Linked DNA regions of Homo sapiens: region 2 is linked to region 1. Evidence: chromatin contacts called from ENCODE POLR2A ChIA-PET data. All regions are on one chromosome and are shown on one strand. The core of a region is the stretch at or near the end of the contact, and the rest is flanking DNA. Distances in the headings are between cores, read along the strand shown.

The links. ChIA-PET counts read pairs that join two places held with the same protein, here RNA polymerase II (POLR2A).
Region 2: POLR2A ChIA-PET joins it to region 1 with 11 read pairs in K562. The contact joins the enhancer-like site here to the promoter of EXOC6 in region 1. POLR2A ChIA-PET finds 5 or more read pairs at or near these places in 2 of 52 experiments (K562 and OCI-LY7).

The regions. Positions count from the first base shown.
Region 1 is chr10:92,847,174-92,849,935 of GRCh38, forward strand. It overlaps EXOC6 (exocyst complex component 6), which reads left to right and starts at 1,347. Exons shown (of 22, transcript NM_019053.6): 1 at 1,347-1,461. The coding sequence starts at 1,361. RefSeq lists silencers at 1,164-1,313, 1,454-1,793.
Region 2 is chr10:95,405,717-95,408,478 of GRCh38, forward strand. It overlaps SORBS1 (sorbin and SH3 domain containing 1), which reads right to left. Exons shown (of 33, transcript NM_001034954.3): 11 at 402-431. Among named protein-coding and RNA genes, the nearest start is that of PDLIM1, 120 kb to the left of the region's middle. Within about 2 kb of position 1,400, at least 20 of the 41 ENCODE cell types and tissues checked have a DNase peak (open chromatin) inside an H3K27ac peak, as active enhancers do.

The sequences.
Region 1 (2,762 bases), core at 97-2,596:
ATTTTAAGCTACTCAATTTGTGGTGATTTGTTAAAGCAACAATGGAAAACTCATACACCATGGGACAGCAATATGAGGCAGACACTGCCATTGTCATTTACAGTCATTTAACTGACATATAAAAGAACTAGGTTCTTGCCCAATGTCACACAGCTGTCAAGTGATATTAATCCAAGAATTAATGTCTTCGGACACTGGTCTTCAGAGCTCATGCTCTAACTATTGCACAATACCACCTCCCAGGATGTTTGTGGGGAGGAGGCTGGAGGTAGGTTTCAAGTAAAAGCTCACTAAGGGTGAGTGAGTTACACAGCTGGATAAAGAGCTTGGTTGACTCAAAGGGAAGCTTTTCAAAGCCCTGGATTAATGTAGAGCAGAAAGTAGTTGTTCCTCAGGCTAGGTTTCCATTCTGTTCCTGTTTAGTCTTCCTTCCTCCCTGCTTTGATCATGACAAACTGGTTTACTCAGTGTCCCACAAACATGTCATTAAGCACGACTTTTTTCTACACTGATACCTTTGTCCAAGCCTCCCTGCCTCTCTCTCCCACCTCCCTGCTGCTAACCCCCTTTCAAGAGCTCTCACCCCTTCTCAACCCAGCTACTCTGACCTGGGGGCACCTGAGTTCACGGACTTTGGTATGAATTACACATCGCCCTGGGCCTTTTTTTTTTTTTTTTTTTTTGGTATCTCTGCCATCAAGTGTCTTAACTTCTCATCATTTAATTTTTTATGTCGCTTATAATTTATTTCCAAGTTGACTGGCCGCTGTGGACTTCTTGCAGGCGGGGACATGAATCCACCTGGAGCGGTCTTCATGGTCAACTGGGATCTTTATTCGTTCCTAAAATAAATCTTACTATCACATGCAATTTTGCTTTTCGTGAGTGCATGTTTTCCTTTCTCTGACTCCCCACGACCCAGAGTACATCAGGCCCTTGTTAAATGTCCCCGTGGCTCTTATTACAGATTCAGGGTGATGATCTGAGTGTCCACCTTGCTGATTACTACGGTACCCCCGCGTGTGGCACAGGGTGTGGCACACACAGAAGACAAGGAGATATGTTAAAGCCCAAAGGCCAGGCACAAGACGCCCAGGAGGGACTAGTCGCGAGAGAGGGCAGGAGGCCAGCTGGGTACCCGGCCGCCGCCCGTAGCCCCAGCTCACAGCCCCCGCTCACTCCTGCAGGTGCGGGGGCGGGAACCGGGTCGCGCGCCTTCTGCCCGGCGTTCCGCGCGCCCCCGCGCCGCCGGCCCGAGCGCCCCGCCCCCGCCCCGCCCCTTCGCGCTCGCGCCACTTGGAGCTCGCCCCCGTCGTTCCCGCGGCGCCGCGCCTCGCTGGCTCCTCAGCTTCCAGCCAAAATGGCGGAGAACAGCGAGAGTCTGGGCACCGTCCCCGAGCACGAGCGGATCTTGCAGGAGATCGAGAGCACCGACACCGCCTGTGTGGGGCCCACCCTCCGGTAAAGATCTCATCCCACCGGGACTTCGGCCCCCCGCCCCACGCCGGCCGCTCCTCACGAGCCGGGCGGGGCGTCCGCCGCCGGCCGCGCGCGAAGCTCCCCGACAGGTGGTGCGCGCGGGGGCGGGCGGGGGCGCTCGCGGGTGGCGGAACTCTAGCCGGTACCCGGGCGGGACCGAGAAGGCGGCTGCACCTGTCGGCGCGGCCTGCCTCCACCGCTGTAGCTGTCACCCCGCAGCCGGTGGGTGTGGCTGCTGCAGGGTCTCTAACCCCGGGCCCCGCGCTGCGGCCCCGCGTTCTCCTCCTGGCTGCGGCCCCCGGGCCCGAGGACACTTCTGGGGCCTGCCCCCGTCTCGCTCGTGGTGGGGCTGAGGGCTGCTCGGCCGCGGGCATGCCAGGCTAGGGTCGACAGCAGGCACCCGGCGTGACGGAGGTGCCAGGTCGCGCGCGGGTGGAAAGCCTGGCGCGCCGGGCTGCCGCGGGCGTGGGAGAATTGAAATTGAGCGGGAGACGCCGGCCCGCTTTCCCCCTACTCCCCCGCGCGGCCGCAGTGGGCGAGAAGAGAGCGTGGGCTGGAGAAGAGAGCGTGGGCTGGAGGAGAGCAGCTGCTTGCTGCTTGGGAACACGCTAGGGTGACCCTGCGCTCGCGGGATCTAAGCTGCTTTGGAGGCAGAACAGCTTTTACTTATTTACAAACATTTCATTAAAATTGCATTAATTTTTCCGTTTAAATCGAGTTCCTCCCCATTCATTTTAAGAATAGTACTAGGTAATGCATATTCCATGCCAAACTGAGTACCTGCTGTTCCAATAGAATATTATTAGCCAGGCAACGTAATGAGCCATGGGTTAGGTTAGGCACTGTCTTCAAGAATAAGTTCCTTTTACATATAAGGTTTCATCTTTTGGAGTGATAATAATGATAAATGAAGTTATTATTCACTTAGGGAACTTGAGACTGATTATGCTTTATCATTAGTATTCTTCAGAATACACTTCCTAGAATAGAGCGCTGTACAGTTTGTGGACCTGTGAATATAGTGTAAATTGAAGCCAGTTCAAGTTATGTAAATACACCTTGCCCTTAAGAGTCAGGAGGCCTGGGTTCTTGTTTTGCCCTAATTCTGCCTCTGATGAAATGTGCAGTCATGGAAAAAAATTATTTAACCTCTCTGGATCTCGGTTTCCTTATTTGTAGAATGGGGAGGGGAGAGTATTCAGATGCCCAGGAAACTCAGAACATTAGGGACCTTGCCTATTTGTTCACTACTGTATCCCTAACACCAAGCATGTGGTAGGCAT
Region 2 (2,762 bases), core at 150-2,649, 2.6 Mb after region 1:
CCATATCTCCCAACCCCTGACTCCTCACATCCAGAAGGGAGACAGAAGCAGCAGAAAGATGACCTCTTCAGAGAGGCCTGCCATGAACACTGCATCTAAAGCTGGACTCCTGGTTCTTTTTAACCCAGAACATCCTGTTCTTATCCATCAAGGCCCTTATCACAGTTCCATGGGACATGTTTACTAGTGTGGCTCACTGGTCTGGTCTGTCCACCACCCTGCAAGCTCCAGGGAGGCAGGAACTATGCCTATTTTCATCATCTTGGTAGTCCAGCAACAAAGAGTCTCCCCAAGACATCAGAGGATCTTGGAAGATATTGCTGATTGAATATCGGGCGGTGACCGGAAGACGGTTTCAACAGGAACAGGGATTAACACATAAATAAATATTTCTCACCTACCTGAAAGGCTACTGAGTCGTTTTTGCTGTTCTGTGATAAAAGAACACACAGTGTAAGTAAGATTTATACAGCACATAGTAAGACCAAGAAGCCCTGGCATAACTCGTTAGGATCTCAACCCTGAGTCCTCACTGTCCTCTGGACTTAGATGGTACAATGTGCATGCAGCCAGCTGACTGCAGGGGTATTAGCGTGGCTCCCATTATGCCAGTGTGGTGTCTCCCAGCCTGCCCCGCTTCCAGATCTACACCAGGATTCAGGGGACTGCCACAATTTTCTAGCTGTTTACATCTTATCTCAAGATGATTCCATCATAGAAGGGAATCCATCCAACCCTCCAGCTTCAAGTGAGCAAGGCCTTATATGACCCCAGTCTTGGTACCTTTTGAGGGAAATGTAATTATAATCACAACCATGACAGTGACCGTCTCCTGAGAGCTTGCTAAATGCCAGGCGCTGTTTTAGCGCTTTTGCAAATAACACTTGTAAACTTTGCAACAACTCTAGTAGTTGGGTACGATTATTCTTTCCCATTGTACAGAGGAGGAAACGAAAGCCTGGCCTTAGTCACTATAGTAATCTGGCTTGTCCGGAGTACAAGAAAAATCCTTAAAAAATCAGCAATGGCCGAGAAACTTCAGATAAGGGGCACAAATCGCCCAAGATAACACTGAAAATCAGCTGGATCTAGAACCTGGATCCCTGACTCCTAGTCCAGAGTTCATTCCAATTCTAGTCATCAAGACCTTGCTGGTCCTTGGCATTGAAGGGTTATTGGTTTCTCACCATCCTGGGCACTCATGTGGAAGGGAAGCCACATCTCCTTTGTGGAGTCCTAATGTGTACGTGCTATGAGATGAGAGTACAAAAATGACCTTTACCTTCCACAGCCGCTAAATATAAAGCAGCCACATAGATAAAAATAGAACATTTGCCAACCCGTGGGTACTGTCATCATTCCCCTTGGCTGCGTTCCCACCCTCCTGCTACAATCAGTGTGAACCAGAAGTAAACAGCGAGCAGCTCAGGAGCTCACAGCCTGGGAAGCGGTGCCTGGCCACCTCTGCCACATGGATGAGGTTCGTACTGGCTGAACATGCAGAAGCCCAGTGCAGCTCTGGCCTCAGCTCTGCCAGCAACTTTCAGATGACAATGGCCAATTCACTAAACCTCTCGGCCTCAGTTTCCTTGTCTGTTATGTCAAAGGGCCCTATTGGTACTAAGGGGACCTACGGTTCCCACACACTACACTGAAGGCTGCTGAGCTCCAGCTGGCAGAAGTGAATGTATTCCACTTAAAAGATCATGTTGCCAACATGGCGAAACCCCATTTCTACTAAAAAATACAAAAATTAGCCAGGCGTGGTGGCACACGCCTATAATCCCAGCTACTCCAGAGGCTGAGGCATGAGAATTACTTGAACCTGGGAGGCAGAGGTTGCAGTGAGCCAAGATCGTGCCACTGAACTCCAGCCTGGGTGACATAGAAAGACCCTGCCTCAAAAAATAAATAAATAAATAAATGAAAAAGACCACGTTGGCCAGGCACGGTGGCTCATGCCTATAATCCCAGCACTTTGGGAGGCCGAGGCAGGCAGATCCCTTGAGCCCAGGGGATCAGGACTAGCCTAGGCAACATGGTAAAACCCCGTCTCTACAAAAAATATTTTAAAATTATCCAGGTGTGGTGGCACACGCCTGTGGTCCCAACTACTGGCATCGAGAGGCTGAGGTGGGAGAATCACCTGAGCCTGGGAGGTTGAGGATGAAGTGAGCCATGACTGCACCACTGCACTCTAGCCTCAACAACAGAGTGAGACCTTGTCTCAAAAAAAAAAAAAAAAAAAAAAAAAAAGACTATGTTGTCTCCAGTTTTGAGGTGTGAAATAGCCTTTCTTTCATAGGATGACATGCAACACAGGTAACAGTGGCCACTTTCTAGTGGTGTTATTTTAAAGCATTAGAATGAAAAACCCTAGGGTGATCCCTAGACTGCTTCATGTGTCCGTAAGTCTGGGAACCTCTGAGCTCTAGTTCTCAATGTGGTCGGTGGGCCAGTGGCACTGGTATGCCTAGCAAGCTTGCTGAAAATGTAGAATCTCGTCTCCTCCACCCCAAACCTCTTGAGGCTGAACCTGCAAGTTAACAAGACTCTCAGGATCCGACGCACATAGACTGAGAAGCCCTAAGCAAGGGGACCCACGCACCTCTTTTCATCCTGAGAGTTTTCTGATTCAAAGCCTCCCTCCCAGACAGATGGTAAGCGATTTGTCTTCATACCCATGTGGTGTGAAAACTCAGGAAAGAAGGGGAAAGGGCTGTGTTGTTCACAACCATCAGTACCAGGCCAGAGGCTCAGTG